Linked DNA regions of Homo sapiens: region 2 is linked to region 1. A link is an interaction called in ENCODE POLR2A ChIA-PET data of the cell type or tissue named here. Cell type or tissue: A673. All regions are shown on one strand. Links, peaks and the distances in the headings refer to the core of each region. The heading gives the core; the rest is flanking DNA. Region 1 overlaps ETV5 (ETS variant transcription factor 5). Region 2 overlaps IGF2BP2 (insulin like growth factor 2 mRNA binding protein 2).

The links. Peaks named below come from ENCODE experiments on the same cell type or tissue, not always from the same donor. Only the 100,000 strongest peaks of a DNase experiment are listed, where the experiment ranks them.
Region 2: POLR2A ChIA-PET joins it to region 1 with 5 read pairs; 1 of 35 experiments calls an interaction of 5 or more read pairs at or near these places.

Annotation. Positions count from the first base shown.
Region 1 is chr3:186,100,412-186,108,983 of GRCh38, reverse strand. It overlaps ETV5 (ETS variant transcription factor 5), which reads left to right. Exons shown (of 13, transcript NM_004454.3): 1 at 1-44; 2 at 3,042-3,160; 3 at 3,272-3,359; 4 at 3,488-3,535; 5 at 3,629-3,679. The coding sequence starts at 3,116. Among named protein-coding and RNA genes, the nearest start is that of ETV5, 4.4 kb to the left of the region's middle. RefSeq lists silencers at 1-212, 243-342 and enhancers at 1-354, 1,113-1,172. In A673, for the core only: no CTCF peak of the experiment used is centred there; a DNase peak (open chromatin) is centred at 4,773; H3K4me3 peaks cover 393 bases; H3K27ac peaks cover 1,592 bases.
Region 2 is chr3:185,683,040-185,691,611 of GRCh38, reverse strand. IGF2BP2 (insulin like growth factor 2 mRNA binding protein 2) reads left to right here. Exons shown (of 16, transcript NM_006548.6): 6 at 1,985-2,257; 7 at 4,421-4,555. Among named protein-coding and RNA genes, the nearest start is that of IGF2BP2-AS1, 26 kb to the left of the region's middle. RefSeq lists a silencer at 2,111-2,288 and an enhancer at 1,944-3,143. In A673, for the core only: no CTCF peak of the experiment used is centred there; DNase peaks (open chromatin) are centred at 2,631 and 3,991; H3K27ac peaks cover 1,338 bases.

The DNA.
Region 1 (8,572 bases), core at 2,675-6,674:
GCGCCGCCGGGGCCGCTGCAAGGGGAGGAGAGAGGCCGCCTCAGGTGAGGGGGCTTTGCGGGGGCAGGGGGGAGATCGGAAGGGGCGTCCGGCCACTGGTCCGACAGGCCCAGCCGGCTAGAGTTCACGGGCTGATTCAGAATCTTCAAAGTCGGGGTGCAGTAGCTGGGGTGACCCCCCCCGGGTTGACCGCCCCCTCCCCCCGCGGCCCGGTCCGGTTTGGTTCCTGGGAGGCGTCGGGCGGGTGCGGCTAACGGTTCCGGAGCGCGGGGAGAGCGGCTTTCCACACGTCGTGGGGGAGGCGCCCCGGAGCGCGAGTGCGGGGGCTCCCGAGTGGATGGGGGATCGCGGAGTTGCGAGGCTTTCACAGTCTCTGGAGATTCGAGAGCCCCGAGGGGACTTGGAGGCTCGCGAGAAGAGACGCTTGGCGGAGCTCCGCAGTTGGGAGGAGGGGGCGGGAAGCAGTTTGAGGGGAATGTCTGAGAGGCGCTGCCCCCCAGAGCACCGGGAGGGGGTAAATGACACAGGCAAGTGCAGCCTGCGGGGGCGGGGGTCGACCAGGAACTTACGCAGGCCTTGCAAGTTTCAGGTGGTGGAAAGTGGACATCCAGTCGCCCTGCTCCCACCCAGCAGGCTGAGGGCGTCCGGCTGTGCGGCGACTCGAGAAAATCGGGGCGCACCGGAACAGCGGCCTGGGGATGGTGGGGATAACACGGGTGTGGAGGGGACAGCACCGAAAGATGCTGCAGCCTCGCAGCGGATTAGGGTTCCGGCCGCATTTTCAGAGGGTGGAGAAAACTCGGGGGGGAACCGAACTCCTGGTCGACGAGGGGGTGCCAGGGAGAGATGTTGGGGGTGGGGGGATTGGAAGCGGTTGGTAGCGCCGGGCGCCGCACCTCGTTTTTATGAATGTGGGTGACTTTATGAATGAAGCGGGTTTCTTTCGTTGGCTCGCTGCTCCCTGCGGCTTTTTTTTTTTTCTTCCCTTTTTGTGAATGAAGCATTGAGCTTTCTTCCTAAAACGCTGGGGTGAGGGGCCTGCGTCGGAGGCTGGGCGTGCGTTGGAAATGGGGGCGGGGGCGCAGCTGAAGGAGTTTTCATGAATGGGGAAGGCTGAGAATTGGGTGGAAGTGTGTCTTGTTTTGTGAATGGGGCCCAGCGCTAGAGATCCAGTTACAGCCTCTACCTGATGTGGCGGCCGCGGCTCGCTCTCCCATTCATAAAACCGGGCCCGCTGCGCGCCACAGGGGAGGGGCCTGGATCGCGCCGCTGCGCTGTGCTAAAGTTTTCCTGGGGGCGCCCGGGGCGCGGGTGGTGGGGGGGCAAAGGAAGTGGTTTAAACTCCTGGATGAACTCGAGCCTTTCCTTCAGGCTTTTAAAAAAATTATACTTGGAATACAATTTTTCTAACCCTGGAATGCCTCTTTTCCGTTCGTTTATGGCAGTTTATTTCTTTTAATTTTTTAGAATTTTTTTTGCTCTTCCGGGTGAAGTATTTCATCATGAGACTGAAAAATATCTCCCCCTCCCGTCTTCTACTGGTTGTCCCCTTCCTCCTAACACATTCACAAAATGTCTTAGGCCATGATTTAATCTGACAGATTTTCCTAAGCGACAGAGCACTCTCTCTTTCATGCCCCTCAACTCACTGCTGAGGTTTCTCAGATTTTGTATACGGTTTGGTGGCATTTGAGAGAGGCGTTATTCTGAACATTTCTTGTGGTGTTTGGACGGGGCACGCAGGCAGGCTGGCGCGAGTGTTTTTCTAGGAAGTTATGAACTGTGTGCTATTTTGCTCCTCTCTTTCCTTTGACTTTGAAAATATCTGATTCCTTGGGCCAAAGTGCTGCGGAGGATGCTGGCTGTGAAGGGTGTCCTTGTATCCTGCCCACTTATGAAAAATTTGATATGCTACACACAGTGTGAAAAACAAATTGGATGGAATTGCTCACCGGGGGAAAAGTTTCCTGTTTAAAATTGTGTATATGTCAAACAAAAGAAGTTGACCTTTAAGCATTTTGAATTGCTTAGAGCTGGAGTGAGTGAAATTAATGTTTTTCCACCTTTTGTTGACTTAACGGTGTTTTTATTTGAAGAATAAAAGTGTTTAGGAAGATGGTACCTCCCTGAAATTGTTACTTTATTCCACTCACGTTAGGAGAAGTTTTCTCCCTTCTAACCCCACCCTTTTTCCCCAGACTCACACACTTACCCGTCCTGAAATGAGTTTCATTTGGGGGTGGGGGGGTATGTCTAGAAAAAAATGATTCCGCTATATGAAACAGCCTAAGTTTTAAAAGACCTTTGGTAGAGATGCATTGTACCACATGCAATGGAATTAGTTTTTTTAATCCATTACTTTTCATAGACATTTTACTCTTTTAGAAGTTGGAGATGTCACAAATATCTCTGTAAGTAACCAGGGAGATATTTGTGACATTACAGATGCTATATCTGTTTAGTCCTCTTTTAAATAAAGAGTTGTGTGTGAAGATAAGTATACCTCTGATCAATTTATTCCAGGAACTATATATAGTGTTTTAACAGTGACCTACAAAATGCTTTTGGAAACACCATGTATGTCAGATCTTTAATTGCCAATAATTTGGAATACTTAAACCCAGTTTCTCTGCTTCCTGACACTGTACTGTCAAAAATTAAATTATCTCTTTTTTAAAAACCCTACTACAAATGCCCTGGAGTATATGAGAGAATCTTGAAATCACCCTTTTATTTTATTTTATTTATTTATTTTTGTTTTGGTAGAGAACAGACAGTAGCAAATCTGTAATTTTAATGATTTAAATAAGAAAGAAAAAATGATGACTGGGTAAATGGATTTGGCACGGAGTACATCCTGTACCTCTGATACCATTAATCAAGCCCGGCATTGGTGTGTAAAGCTTGCACCTTGAGTAGGTTTTAAGTACTTCACAGAAGGGTAATAATTTTGCACAGGCCCTAAAAAAAAGGCAGTCTAAAATTGTTTCATTTCTTTTTTTCCCCCCTCTTAGTTAAAATCTCCCAAATTCATATTACAGGAGGATCCCTTTTCCCCCAGAAATTACTCAATGCTGAAACCTCTCAAAGTGGTATTAGAGACGCTGAAAGCACCATGGACGGGTTTTATGATCAGCAAGTCCCTTTTATGGTCCCAGGGGTAAGTTTATGTGGCTTTTGGTTTGTTTTGTCCTCCCTCTCCAATATGAGTCTTCCCCCTGTGGACCTCTTTACTACACTTGAGCCTTCACTTTCTGTTGGCCTCTTTCAGAAATCTCGATCTGAGGAATGCAGAGGGCGGCCTGTGATTGACAGAAAGAGGAAGTTTTTGGACACAGATCTGGCTCACGATTCTGAAGGTAGTAAAGCTTTCCCTGATTATGTTGTGGCTTCCCTGCTCCCAGTGACAGTAGCGTGTAGATTCTTCCCTGTCTTCTCCCTAGCGAAAGAAATATCCTCATTCTGGGGTCTTCTTTTTCAATTTCAGAGCTATTTCAGGATCTCAGTCAACTTCAAGAGGCTTGGTTAGCTGAAGGCAAGTTTCATGGATGTCCTATTTTCCATATAAAACATTTTACTGTGCTTTTTAATAAAACTTAAAGGTCTAAAATAAAAATCTATTTTCCAGCACAAGTTCCTGATGATGAACAGTTTGTCCCAGATTTTCAGTCTGATAACCGTAAGTACCTTTCTGGTGATGGCACATTTGTTCTGAAATTGTTTGGTCTTAGATCATCCATGTCTAGAATATGCTTTTTTCAGCTATGGCCAGATTTAGACAGTAGTATGCATTTAGTTTCTTCTAATAATTCAGAATTAACCCTGAAAACTTTTATTTCATAATAAAATTATTTCTAAAGTATTTCTACTGTATTGCAGGTAAGATTTACTGAACATAATTTTATCCTAAATTTCTTTTTACCTTAAGAATATTGTAAAGCTGACTGGGCACAGTGGCTCACACCTATAATCCCAGGGCTTTGGGAGGCTGAGGCAGGTGGATCACTTGAGGTCAGGCATTCAAGACCAGCCTGGCCAATATGGTGAAACCCCGTCTCTACTAAAAATACAAAAATTAGCCAGGTGTGGTGGTGGGCGCCTGTAATCCAAGCTACTCAGGAGGCTGAGGCAGGAGAATCACTTAAATCCAGAAGGCGGAGGTTGCAGTGAGCTGAGATCGCATCACTGCACTCCAGCCTGGGCAACAGAGCAAGACTCCATCTCAAAAAAAAAAAAAAAAAGAATATTGCAAAGCTTTAAGCTCAAAATTATAAATTAACTGACAAAATATATTTGGTGTTAGGCCAAGCATCTATTAATCACACATTGTTTTATGGCTTTTTTGGGGTTTGTTTTATAAATTAAGTCCTTGATGTGAATCATGAACCTGATATTTCTCTTTTTCTTAAAGGTGCAGAAAATAGTTAATGGAAAACTCCAGTTAACTTTGGCTTCATCCAACATGTTGTCAATTTTGTCTCTACCCCTAAGCTGACAAGGGGTGGTCACAGAGTGGCCTGATTTACTCTTACTTTTCGTGTAGTTGCTGTGGCTTTTCTCTTCAGAGAAGAGAAACTTTTTCTTAAAATGGCCACTAAGTGCTCATTACTAGAGAGAAAATGCAGTGGGAAGCTCAAAAGATGGCTTTCAACACTGGCAGGGGCATGGTTACTTTGCACTGATCTTTTGGGGCTGTCCTCAACAGGTTTGGGAGCTTTTATGGTCTAGGCAGAGTTATGAAGGACAAAGCCGGCTGATGAAATTTGAGCAGCACAGGGCTGCTCTAGAGAGCATTAGTCACTGGCGAATGAGCAGGTTTAAGAGAGGCCTGGAGAAAATGCTGCCTCTCTTGAGAGTTGCATCATAGAGAAATTCATGTCTCTTAGTCATAGTTTATAATAGCAAGCACCTGAGCCATGCAAGGACTCAATTTCTCATTTTGGACCAACAGATTCTTCCCAGCTTTGTTTTATCTCTGGGTAGGTGGGTGTATGTGTGTAAAAATGCCACTGGAGAGAGAGTATCTTAGGTCTCTCTCTAAGTAAAAAGTTGGGTATTCCAAATCTTTTAAATGTAAGAGCAGAGGTAACAGCTAAACATTCCTTAATGATAGGCCTCATGTCCAAGGCACAATGCCATGAAACTGTAAAAGGGAATAAACTGGAACACACACATGCATGGTTACCTTAGCTTTGTCACAGCTTGCTGTGGATGTGTTCTATGGGAGAGTAAATGCATGTTAATTATTGCCCTTTGATTGCTTTCGAGTGATTGGGAAGCTTGCCACTGAAAGACTAAATAAAGATAATCCAAGTGTGTGTGTGTGTGTGTGTGTGTGTGTGTGTGTGTGTGTGTGTGTGTGTTTGCAAGATGAAAGACAGGGTTTGTAATCCAACTTTGTTCTGTGTTGACAATTTGGCCCAGCCTTTCCAGTTCTTGCTCAGAGCAGCATAAACTGCAGTCTGTTTGGGAGGTGGCTTTCTTGGCAGAGGTTCTTTGAAATGCTTTTATGACACTTTTGTTTGTTTCTCTGTAACCCAAAAGAGTTAAAAGGGAGATGAGATGGCTGCATTCAAATTGATTGCATGTGCTGAAGCAAGGGTATGTTCTTTGTCAGCAAGCAGGATTTATATTTGGAGAGATATTTATCTGTGGGAATAGGCTAAAGTGAAGAAATCAATAAATGTGTTTTGGCTCTTTAGAAATAATTTCTGCTCAGCAAATAGAATGTGCTAAGTTCTTTAATTAAAATTCCATACCTCAAGTGGAGGTAATTTGGGAGATGTTTCTGCTTACCAAGTATGATGTTTTTTTTACTTTGCTTACTTTTTGTTTTAACTGCCTAAGGTTGAGCCTTTCTGTCTTTTAAGGATAAAAGAGATGGTTGACTAGCCTAGAAAAGGTCTTCTAATGATTCTTTCCCTCTGACTTTATTTCTTGAGGTAGAGCTTCAAGAAGGGATAGATTCAAATAGAATAACTTGCTTAAGAAGCAAGGCAAGAACACAAATGTGGGTGGTGCATCTTTGAGCCATTCATTCTTGCAAAAGCAAGTTTGTTTGCCTGCAGTTCAGACCAACAGCCAGAAGCATGAGGAGGAGCTGGCAGAGCCCACAGCCGGCTGCATGCACTTACTTTTCCATGAGCGCTTTCCACAGCCTCGAGTTCAGGACCAGCTTCACTCCAGTCATTTTCTGGAAGAGCTCGTGATTTTTTTCAGGGGAGGGAAGAAAACTCATTCAAATTTAATGAAACCTTATGAGTTGGTTTGACTCACTTAACCAATGAATATAAGCCAAACTTAGATTTGCCAGGGGAAAGCAAACCTTTTTTTTTTTTTTTTTTTTTGGAGAGAGAGTTTTGCTCGTCACCCAGGCCAGAGTGCAATGGCGCAATCTCGGCCCACTTACTGGGATGTCCACGTCCCAGGTTCGAGCAATTCTCCTGCCTAAGCCTCCCGAGTAGCTGGGATTACAGGCACCTGCCACCATGCCTGGCTAATTTTTGTATTTTTAGTAGAGACGGGGCTTCACCATGTTTGCCAGGCTGGTCTTGAACTCCTGACCTCAGGTGATCCGCCCACCTTAGCCTCCCAGAGTGCTGGAATTACAGGCGTGAGCCACTGTGCCCGGCCTGTAACAAATATTCTTACCAGTGGCCACTGGTAATACACTTTCCTATTAATAATGATTTGATAATTTTCCATTGTATATGTGTAAATTTATTGTATACATGAAAGAAAGAGAAATACTAAGAAATGTAGGTAATATTTTTATTTTGGAATGTCAGTTTTAAAGATTATGGCTTTTTTTTTTCTCTAAACACTAAAAGTTCAACTTCTAAAGAGATTATATTTTGTAAGTTTCTTAGAATTGGGTTTCCTGCCCATAGGGATACATCCTTAAGTCTGATTTGAGTGAATGAAACCATTGCTTTTATATCTTATAGAAATGCCCAGCTTACTTCTAGCTGTACAGATTTCACCTCTACCTCACACATATAGATATCAGTAAAGCATGGAGACTCTGAAAGGTCAAATTCAAGGGAATAGAAATCTATAGATCATAGGGATTCTACCAGTGGACCTCATTGTCCCTTGGTCCTAAGAAGTAACTCTGAAGATCTCAGATTGCTTGAGTTGGATGTCCTTTGTAGAGACAAGCTTGCCCAGCCCCCTCCTTTCACAGCTATTCCCAAATAGCTGAAGAGACTGACCAGTAGTGGGGGCAGATGGGAAGGTTTAGGTGAAGTAAGAGGAAGATGTATAAAATAATATTCTTAAAGAAGCTCTCACAAAGCTGCAGAGCCAGGGAGTAGTGGCATATTCAAGTGTATTCAGGGTCTCCATTATTTCAGATACCTGGAGATGGTGTTCAGGAAAGCATCTGGGAGGCCTCTGGCTGTCCAATTCAGCACTCACTTCTCTTCCTTCTATGATCCTGAGAAAGTTACTCAATACCTTCATGCTTTGAGTTTTTCCATCTAGGATTTGGAAGACAGAGAGTAATTATAAAAGAAAAAAATTATAAAAAACTGACATATTTAGGCTCACACCTGTAACCTCAGTGCTTTAGGAGGCCAAGTCGGGAGGATCTCTTGAGCCTAGGAGTTCGAGGTTACAGTTGAAGCGAGTAGTGATCACACCACTGTACCCCAGCCTAGGTACCAGAGCAAGACCCTATCTCTAAAAAACGAAAACAAAAGAAAACTGCCATGTTTCCTAGAAGACACCTTTCGTGTGTATACAGATAAAACTGTGTACATATTTCCTATATATGAAAAAGTGTTTGTGCATGTGTATATATCTATGTAACTGTGTATGTAGCTAAATGTGTACCTTAACACATAGAGCGGCTAAACCAGGGAATCTGGGTCAGTGCATAGATGTATGTACATATTTACTACACATTTTCATAGAACTAACTATGCCATGGATAAGATTGGAACTCAAGAGTGTTTCAAAGTCGGGGTAAGGTGATGTGTTCCATTCATTTTTCTGAACTGACTGGGTACTTAAAGAGTGTGTTACTAGATTTTAGCATATATAAATAGCAGTTTTTTAAATATACATTTTGGGTCTGATTTTTAATCTCACTTATTAATTTCAGTTATGATATTATAAATATATACCTGTTAGCATCTTGAATAACTAAGATATTTTATGCTGAGTAGAGAGCATGATAAAAATCTTATTTCAAAGTCATGGCCTCCATACCAAATACAGCCTAGAGAATTGTTTTAAGATCCAAATGACCCCATTTTCCCCTTGAAGTGTTCTTTTTAGATCTGTGTTTCAAAGAGAATGGAACAACTGGAGGAAGTACAAGTAATTTCCTAAGGACCAGCTAATTAACTGATAAAATCGACTTTTCATAAATACATTGCAATAGACGGCTGGGGAAATAGGATTAACTGTTATGACAGCCCTTGAGCCTAAAACACATTGATCTTAATCCTGTTTCACGATGAGATTATTCAGCTGGATTTCTTTATTAATGTGTGAGTTTAGTACAGTAGAGGCAGTGCCTTTCCTTTGGAGAGGGTACATCATTTTGGTCTTTGGTCCTAGGTGT
Region 2 (8,572 bases), core at 340-4,339, 420 kb after region 1:
AAGTTCCTTTTTTGTAGGAGGTCCTTAAAGTGCCTGTCAGGTCATTATAACTAGAATTATGGTCACATTTGGTCTTGCTTTATGGGTGTGGCATAACCTTGGCTATATATCCCAGGATTATAGTGTTCTTTTTCAACATACAAAGATATTTAACCCATTTTCATACTGCTAGTTTTCAAAATGTTAATTTTGCATTGAAAAAGATAATGGTTCAGGCCAGGCGTGGTGGCTCATGCCTGTAATCCCAGCCCTTTGGGAGGCCGAGGTGGGCAGATCACCTGAGGCTGGGAGATCGAGACCAGCCTGACCAACATGGAGAAACCCCATCTCTACTAAAAATACAAAATTAGCCAGGCGTGGTGGCGCATGCCTGTAATCCCAGCTACTCGGGAGGCTGAGGCAAGAGAATCACTTGAACTTGGGAGGCAGAGGTTGCAGTGAGCTGAGATCGCGCCATTGCACTCCAGCCTGGTCAATAAGGGCGAAACTCTGTCTCGAAAAAAATAAAAAAAAAGAAAAAGGTAATAGTTCATTTAGTGTTAACTTTACCTTGTACACATTTGTAAGTGGAGATACACCAACAACTCAACTCCACAGCCCTTATCTAGCTGCTGCTTGGGTGGACCTCTCTACATGATATTACTCTATTGCTTTTATTAAATTCAAAAGGTGCTGCTTTGTAATAAATTTACAAGTCCTAGACATTAACCTAGTAAAATTGGGTTAATGCTACTAAAAATATGTGAAAAGGATAGTGTATTTCGTGTGTCATTTTAAGAATATAATAGTGGTATATCATTTATCCCCTATCAAATTGATAAATATCTTTAAATAACAGCGCTCTGTGCATTTGAAGATTCAAGGACACAAATGCTCTCTCCTAAACTGCTATGGGATCATAAATGTTGAAACCATTCCAGGGGCCCACTGGGCAATAGTTAACAATTCTACTAGGAATTTGTCCTGTGTGCAAAGTTGTAGTTGCAAAGATGCCAATGGTGACAGTGTGTGTAACTGTAAAAGGTTGGATACAACAGATATCTAACTATAAAGGATCAGTTGCAAAAACTATGGTAAATCAATAGAATGTTAAACAGTCATTAAAAATTATACTGATACTGCAGTTGAGTCATGTGTAAATTATACTGAAAGGTACTTAGTGACATTGAAAAATGTTTTAGAATATTAACTGTTTTTTTAAAGGTTAGAACATAGTATGTACAATATTAACCCATTTTTATAAGCAATAATATGTTTATATTTAAGAAAGACAGTAAAGATAGTGGATTAGGATTTTATTTGCACTTACATATTTCTGAATTTTCAATAATATGTATGATGATTAAAATGAGAAAAAAATGAGTCATAATTTTATACTGATATTTATAAGAGTTTTTGATAAGGGGGAAATGGCCTTGAGTGGTGGAGAAACCAGGCTGTAATGTTGGATATGAAGCCTGACCAGGCTGATGCGTTGTGATTACTTGTTTAACTGTTAACCGTAAGCCCTGAGGGAGCAGAGATGGTGTCTGTCTTGCTCACCACTGTATGTTCAGTGCCTGGCATGGCACCATATAGGCACCTATTAAATGGGAGTGAATGAACCAGTCTTGCGGGAGGGTCTTTCTTTTTTTTTTTTTTTTTGAGACGGAGTCTCGCTCTGTCGCCCAGGCTGGAGTGCAGTGGCAGGATCTCGGCTCACTGCAAGCTCCGCCTCCCGGGTTCACGCCATTCTCCTGCCTCAGCCTCCCAAGTAGCTGGGACTACAGGCGCCCGCCACTACGCCCGGCTAATTTTTTGTATTTTTAGTAGAGACGGGGTTTCACCGTTTTAGCCGGGATGGTCTCGATCTCCTGACCTCGTGATCCACCCGCCTCGGCCTCCCAAAGTGCTGGGATTACAGGCGTGAGCCACCGCGCCCGGCCGGGAGGGTCTTTCTTGATGTTGGTTTCTGACGAAGCTCCCCTGTCCTGCTGCATTTCAGAGCCATGGAGAAGCTAAGCGGGCATCAGTTTGAGAACTACTCCTTCAAGATTTCCTACATCCCGGATGAAGAGGTGAGCTCCCCTTCGCCCCCTCAGCGAGCCCAGCGTGGGGACCACTCTTCCCGGGAGCAAGGCCACGCCCCTGGGGGCACTTCTCAGGCCAGACAGATTGATTTCCCGCTGCGGATCCTGGTCCCCACCCAGTTTGTTGGTGCCATCATCGGAAAGGAGGGCTTGACCATAAAGAACATCACTAAGCAGACCCAGTCCCGGTACGTGCCTGTGGGGCTTCCTTTGCTTCCTTCTGAGGGGTCCCCTGCGTGCTGGTGGGTCTCAGCCACTCTTAGGTCACAATTGCTTACATCAGCAGTGGGGGGCTGTGCTGTAAGAGACAGTGGCTTCTTTCAACAGGACTACTAACAGACTAACATCAAGCTGGGGGCTGTGACAAGCTTTCATGCTGAGAGGCTAAAAGTTCATAAAGAGGGTACTGATAACCTCACAGCCAGGACTGTTCCTGTAAGCGAACTAATGCTTATGGATGCATTGATTTCTACAAAAGCAGAGGTTTGGAGCTCTGCGGGATCCTAGAACCCACTCATCATAGCTCTTCCTCTTCCCCTGAGTCAGAGCCCTGGGGGTGGCCATTCTTGTGACAACATAGGTAGTCTCACAAAGAAGTGGGTGAGTCACTGCCACGTCAAGCAAGAAATAAAGCACACTGGCCTTCTGTTTAGTTTCCTCCCTGTTCAAGGAGACTGAACTGATTGTAAGAGTTGGTGAATAAAACGTCTTATGGAATTGTTGATTTTTGTATCTTCCTAAGACTGTAGCATGATGTAATAAAGCAAGCTCGGGACTTGAAAACAAAGACTTACGTTCAAGTTGTAGCACTTTAAATGGTTTTGTGATCTTGGAAAAGATGTTAACCTCTCTGAGCATCAGTTGCCTCTTCTATAAAAAGAGGGTTCTGGCTGGGCACCCTCTGTATTACAGAGACTCATCCCTGTAATCCCAGCACTTTGGGAGGCTGAAGCAGGGGGATCATCTGAGGTCAGGAGTTCGAGACCAGCCTGGCTAACATGGTGAAACCCTGTCTCTACTAAAAATACAAAAATCAGCCAGTTGTGGTGGCTCACGCCTGTAATCCCAGCTACTCTGGAGGCTGAGGCAGGAGAATCACTTGAACCCAGGAGGCGGAGGTTGCAGTGAGCCGAGATGGCGCCACTGCACTCCAGCCTGGGCAACAGAGTGAAACTCCATCTCTAAATAAATAAATAAATAGAGGGTTCCTGTCTGTTTTGCCAGGATTATTATGACAATTAGCACAATCAGGGAGATTGAGTGAAATAATTAATATGAAAGTACTTAAATTGCAAAGCACCCAATTACTGACACATAATAATTATTTACATGGGCTGGTACACTTTATTCAGGTCATTCAGTGGGTGTCTTGTAACCTGAAAGAGAAATGCTATTTTCTTCAGAATGTCTTATTTATCCCCAAATAATAGACACTGATATGGATGAGTCTGGAGTGCCACATCTTAGAAGTGAGGAAATAGAGAGGGAAGTTACTGTTTGGTATCCTTTTATTTTAAAATCAGCCCTGGCTTTTCCTCCAAGTTCACTGCGAAAGTGACTTTTATTTGTGTCTTTTTGTGCAAAAATTGTGTAAGGTGGCTTGAAAAAAAAATGTAACAAGTTTAAATAGAAGTGGGGTTAGCTCTCAAAGTGTGTGCCCATTTTTTAGACGTCAACCAAAGACTTGGCTCTAGGCTTTCTAACAACCAAAGTAAAAAGGATATAATCAGTTATGTAATTTTGAAAGTTAACAAAAACAGGTAGGACCACAACTACCCAAAGAAGTCTGATAAAGTCATCAAGCTTTTGAGCCATTAGTCTTAATGGCAGGCTGCCAATGGAAAGGAAACCAAAAACTTAGGCAGAGAGAGGGCATGCCTCTGTTTTCTATCCACACTCAAATATATAAAGCTTGCTTGAATTTGGTGTTCGGATTTGGATTAACATATGGCTTTTAAAAGCTGCAATCAGTTCAGAGACCGGCACTGTGCCAATGTGCAGTATTATCCTTCTCACTTTACTCTTCACTTCTGCAGTCATTTGAAAGACTACACAAAATACTTCATTTACCAAACTGGCTTCATTACTGAGTTGGCTTAGTGCCTTTGTCCTACAGCACTCCTGTAAGAACCGTTCCCTTCTAAATGAAGCTGCAAATAATTAAAATTTGGCACAAGACCCCCTGCACTGCTTGCCTCCTTCTTGGAGAATGGCACTGATTGCAAACGTGCTGATGACGCCTCCTTGTCTGTCTGTGTCCTTGCTGTACATGGGTTGGTGTGACGCTTTCTTGGGGCTAGGGTCCTATCCAGATGACCTTGTAATCATGGCTCCTGATTCTTTTCCTACAGGGTAGATATCCATAGAAAAGAGAACTCTGGAGCTGCAGAGAAGCCTGTCACCATCCATGCCACCCCAGAGGGGACTTCTGAAGCATGCCGCATGATTCTTGAAATCATGCAGAAAGAGGCAGATGAGACCAAACTGTAAGTTTGCATGCAATGCCCAGATCACTCAACAGAGAAAAAGAGTAGATTCTCCCTCATTTAACCCAAGAGGTTTTTTTTAAAAACTCCAAATCTGTTACTCAGTAACAGAGGCAGGGAGGGATTGTGTTTAAGAAATTTGTTCCCAAGTAGAATACAGTGGGAAGTAGATCTTTTGCATTTACATATGGCTGTCTCTTCACTTGCATGTCTCTCGGTGATTTTGATGCTTCTATCACCCATTGATAGTAATTATTGGGAGGAACATACAGACTCATGCTGTCCAATAGAACTTTCTGCAATGATAGAAATGTTCTATATCTGCACTGTTCAATAGCCACATGTTGCTATTGAGTATTTGAAATGTGGCTAGTACAGTGGAAGAACTGAGTGTTTTATTTTTTTACTCAGAGTTTGGTAGCCATGTGTATAGCTAATGCCCATTGAATTGGACAGTGCAAGTGTAGAAAGTATGTTGTCACCAAAGCTATCATTTATTGTCCTGGAAAAGATTTCTCCCACCATGCTTCTAAATTGTTTGCACTCTTAACATTGGATTACATTTCCTTAAGTAGTAGAAACTAGTTTACACATGGCTGCTTTATTCTTCTTCCACTTTTTTCTTCTATCTGTCCTTCCTCCTCACTACCCCCCTCTCCTTTTTTTTTTTTTAAGACAGAGTCTCACTCTGTTGCCCTAGGCTGGAGTGCAGTAGTGCAATCTTGTCTCACGGCAACCTCCGCCTCTTGGGTTCAAGTGATTCTCCTGCCTCAGCCTCCCGAATAGCTGGGATTACAGGCGTGCGCCACCATGCCCAGCTAATTTTTGTACTTTTAGAAGAGACAAGGTTTCACCATGTTGGCCAGGCTAGTCTCGAACTCCTGACTTCAAATGATCTGCCCACCTCGTCCTCCCAAAGTGCTGGGATTACAGGCATGAGCCACCATGTCCAGCCCTTTCCCCTTATTTTATGAAGTAATTATAGGATTCCACAGTGTAATGAGGGTTGTCCCAGTTTGAATGACAAATACAGTTCTTACCAAACAAATTAACTTTGTATTATAAATGAATGAGTGGTGATGGAATAGATAATACAATAAAAATAGACTTTCATGCTGGGTGCAGTGGCTCATACCTATAATCTCAGTGCTTTGGGAGGCCAAGGTAGGAAGATCGCCGGAGGCTAGGAGTTTGAGACCAGGCTGGGCAACATAGTGAGACCTCCATCTCTACAAAAAATTTAAAAAATTAGTTAGACATGGTGGTGTATACCTGTAGTCTCGGCTACTCAGGAGGCTGAGGCAGAATTGCTTGAGCCTAAGAATTTGAGCAATGAGCTATGATTGCATCACCACACTCCAGCTTGGGTGACAGAGCACCACCCTGTCCCTAAAAAAAGAAAAAGTAGATTTTCAGTTTGGCAAAATCTGTTTGTGGGTAGCGGTGGCAGTTTTATAGAGAAGTAGTGAGGGGTGAATCAAATAATGTCAAACATGAGTGTTCCAAAACCAAGATGAAAATGGTCCTTAAAAGAAGAACATTACAAATCTATTCTTAGATTTCATAAGAGACTCTATCCTTTCTATTATGAATTATTTATTCTACTTGGGCTTTTGAAATCCCCCAAATGCCACAGTTTAATTTGAAAAAGACATTTCTCATCCAAGTTCCTGGGAACTTAGTAAATAATACTTTTCTGGATTCCTTTTTTTTTTTTGAGACGGAGTTTCACTCTTGTCGAGTACAATGGCATGATCTTGGCTCACTGCAACCTCCCGTCTCCCGGGTTCAAGCAATTCTCCTGCCTCAGCCTCCCGAGCAGCTGGAATTACAGGTGCCTGCCACCACATCTGGCTAATTTTTGTAATTTTAGTAGAGACAGGGTTTAACCACGTTGCCCAGGCTGGTCTCGAACTCCTGACCTCAGGTGATCCACCCGCCTTGGCCTCCCAATGTGCTGGGATTACAGGTGTGAGCCACTGCGCCCAGCCACCTTCCTTGATTCTTCAACCTAGGTGCAAACAACTTAATAAAATTCTAAATTAGTCAAAAAGACTAATTTACAACTTGGGCTTTTATGTTTTCATGTAGAGCCAAGATAGAGTTTGAATATCTTAGAAAAAAAATTTTTCAGTGCCTACACTGTGCTAATCACTGCTGGAGGTTGAGGCTACAACCATGAGCAGGACTTGGTTCCTGCTTTTTTTTTTTTCCTTCCCCACATACCATTTTTTCACCCATTGGTTCCTGCTTTGATGGAGCAGTCCAGTGGGAGAGACACTCATTAAACAAATAATGAGTAATTACACCAATAAGTAATTAAGTGCAGCTATAAGAAATGCTACAGTGAGGCTGGATGTGGTGACTCACGCCTGTAATCCCAGCACTTTGGGAGGCTGAAGCGGGCGGATCACTTGAGGCCAGGAGTTCGAGACCAGCCTGTCCAACATATAGTGAAACCCTGTCTCTACTAAAAATACAAAAATTAGCTGGGCGTGGTGGCACACGCCTGAAGTCCCAGCTACTTGGGAAGCTGAGGCAGGGGAATCTCTTGAACCTGGGAGGTGGAGGTTGCAGTGAGCCGAGATCGCGCCACTGCACTCCAGCCTGGGCGACAGAGCGAGACTCCATTTCAAAACAAGAAAAGAAAAAAAAAAAAGAAATTCTACAGTGGAAAAATGTAGTATCCAATGATGACATGTAACTGAAGGTCCTAATGAGGGTTTTAGGGGGACAAGGATTTGGGGGTTTCAGAGAATGCCTCCCTGTGTAGGTGACAGAGCCCTGAAGGGACTGAATAAGAGGTAGAAGATATAGGAGAACAGAGATCCTAAACTTTCTTTTTGTTCATTTACCAAATATTTATTGAGCAGTCACTATGTGCCAGACACTATTCTATGTGCCAGGAACTCAGCAGTGAACAAAGCTGACAAAAATGCCCATCCTCTGAAAGTTACATTCTAATGCAGCTTCTTCAAGCACCCTCTTTATTTTGAGGCAGTAGTAATGCATCTGTTAGATGCTTTTGGTCTTCAAGCAACAGAAAATACAAGTGGTATAACCAATAAGAAAAGGATGTCATGTCACATAACAAGAAGTCCTAAGGCACACGGCTCCAAGGTCAGTTGAATCATGGGCCCAGAGACCCAGAACATTTTTCTGCTCTACGTTCCTCAGCATGTCTCACGTTCCCTTGGTTATAATAGGATGACTATAGTGATTTCAGATGTGCATTCCCACAAAAAAGTTACAAATTGAGGGAGAGGGCATCCCTTCCTTGTGTCCTTTTTTCAGAAAACTTCTTTAAAAGTTGTGGTTAAACAACCATAACATAAAATGTACTGTCTTGGCTGGGCATGGTGTCTCATGCCTGTAATCCCAGCACTTTGGGAGGCTGAGACAAGGTGGATCACTTGAGTCAGGAGTTTGAGATTGGCCTGGCCAACATGGTGAAACCTCGTCTCTACTAAAAATACAGAAATTAGCCAGGTGTTGGGGTGGACACCTGTAGTCCCAGCTACTTGGGAGGCTGAGGCATGAGAACCGCTTGAACCCAGGAGGCGGAGGTTGCAGGGAGCCGAGAGTGCACCACTGCACTCCAGCCTGGGTGACAGAGCAAGACTCCATCTCAGAAAAAAAAAAAAATTATTGATCATTTTTAAGTGTACTTTTCAGTAGTCTTAAGTATATTCACATTGCTGTGAAACAGATCTCCAGAACCTTTTCATCTTGTAAATCTGGAACTCTGTACCTATTAAACAACTCTCTTTTCCCTCTCCCGTCAGCCTCTGGTAATCACCACTTCTTTCTATGAATTTGACTACTCTACATACCTCATATAGGTAGAATCATATACTATTATTCTTTTGTGACTGGCTTATTTTACTTTGCATAGTGTCCTCAAGGTTCATGTTATAGCATGTAACAGGCTTTCCTTCCTTTTTATGGCCAAATAACATTCCAGTGTATGTATATAGCACATTTTGTTTATCTGTTCATCTGGTGATGGACATTTTG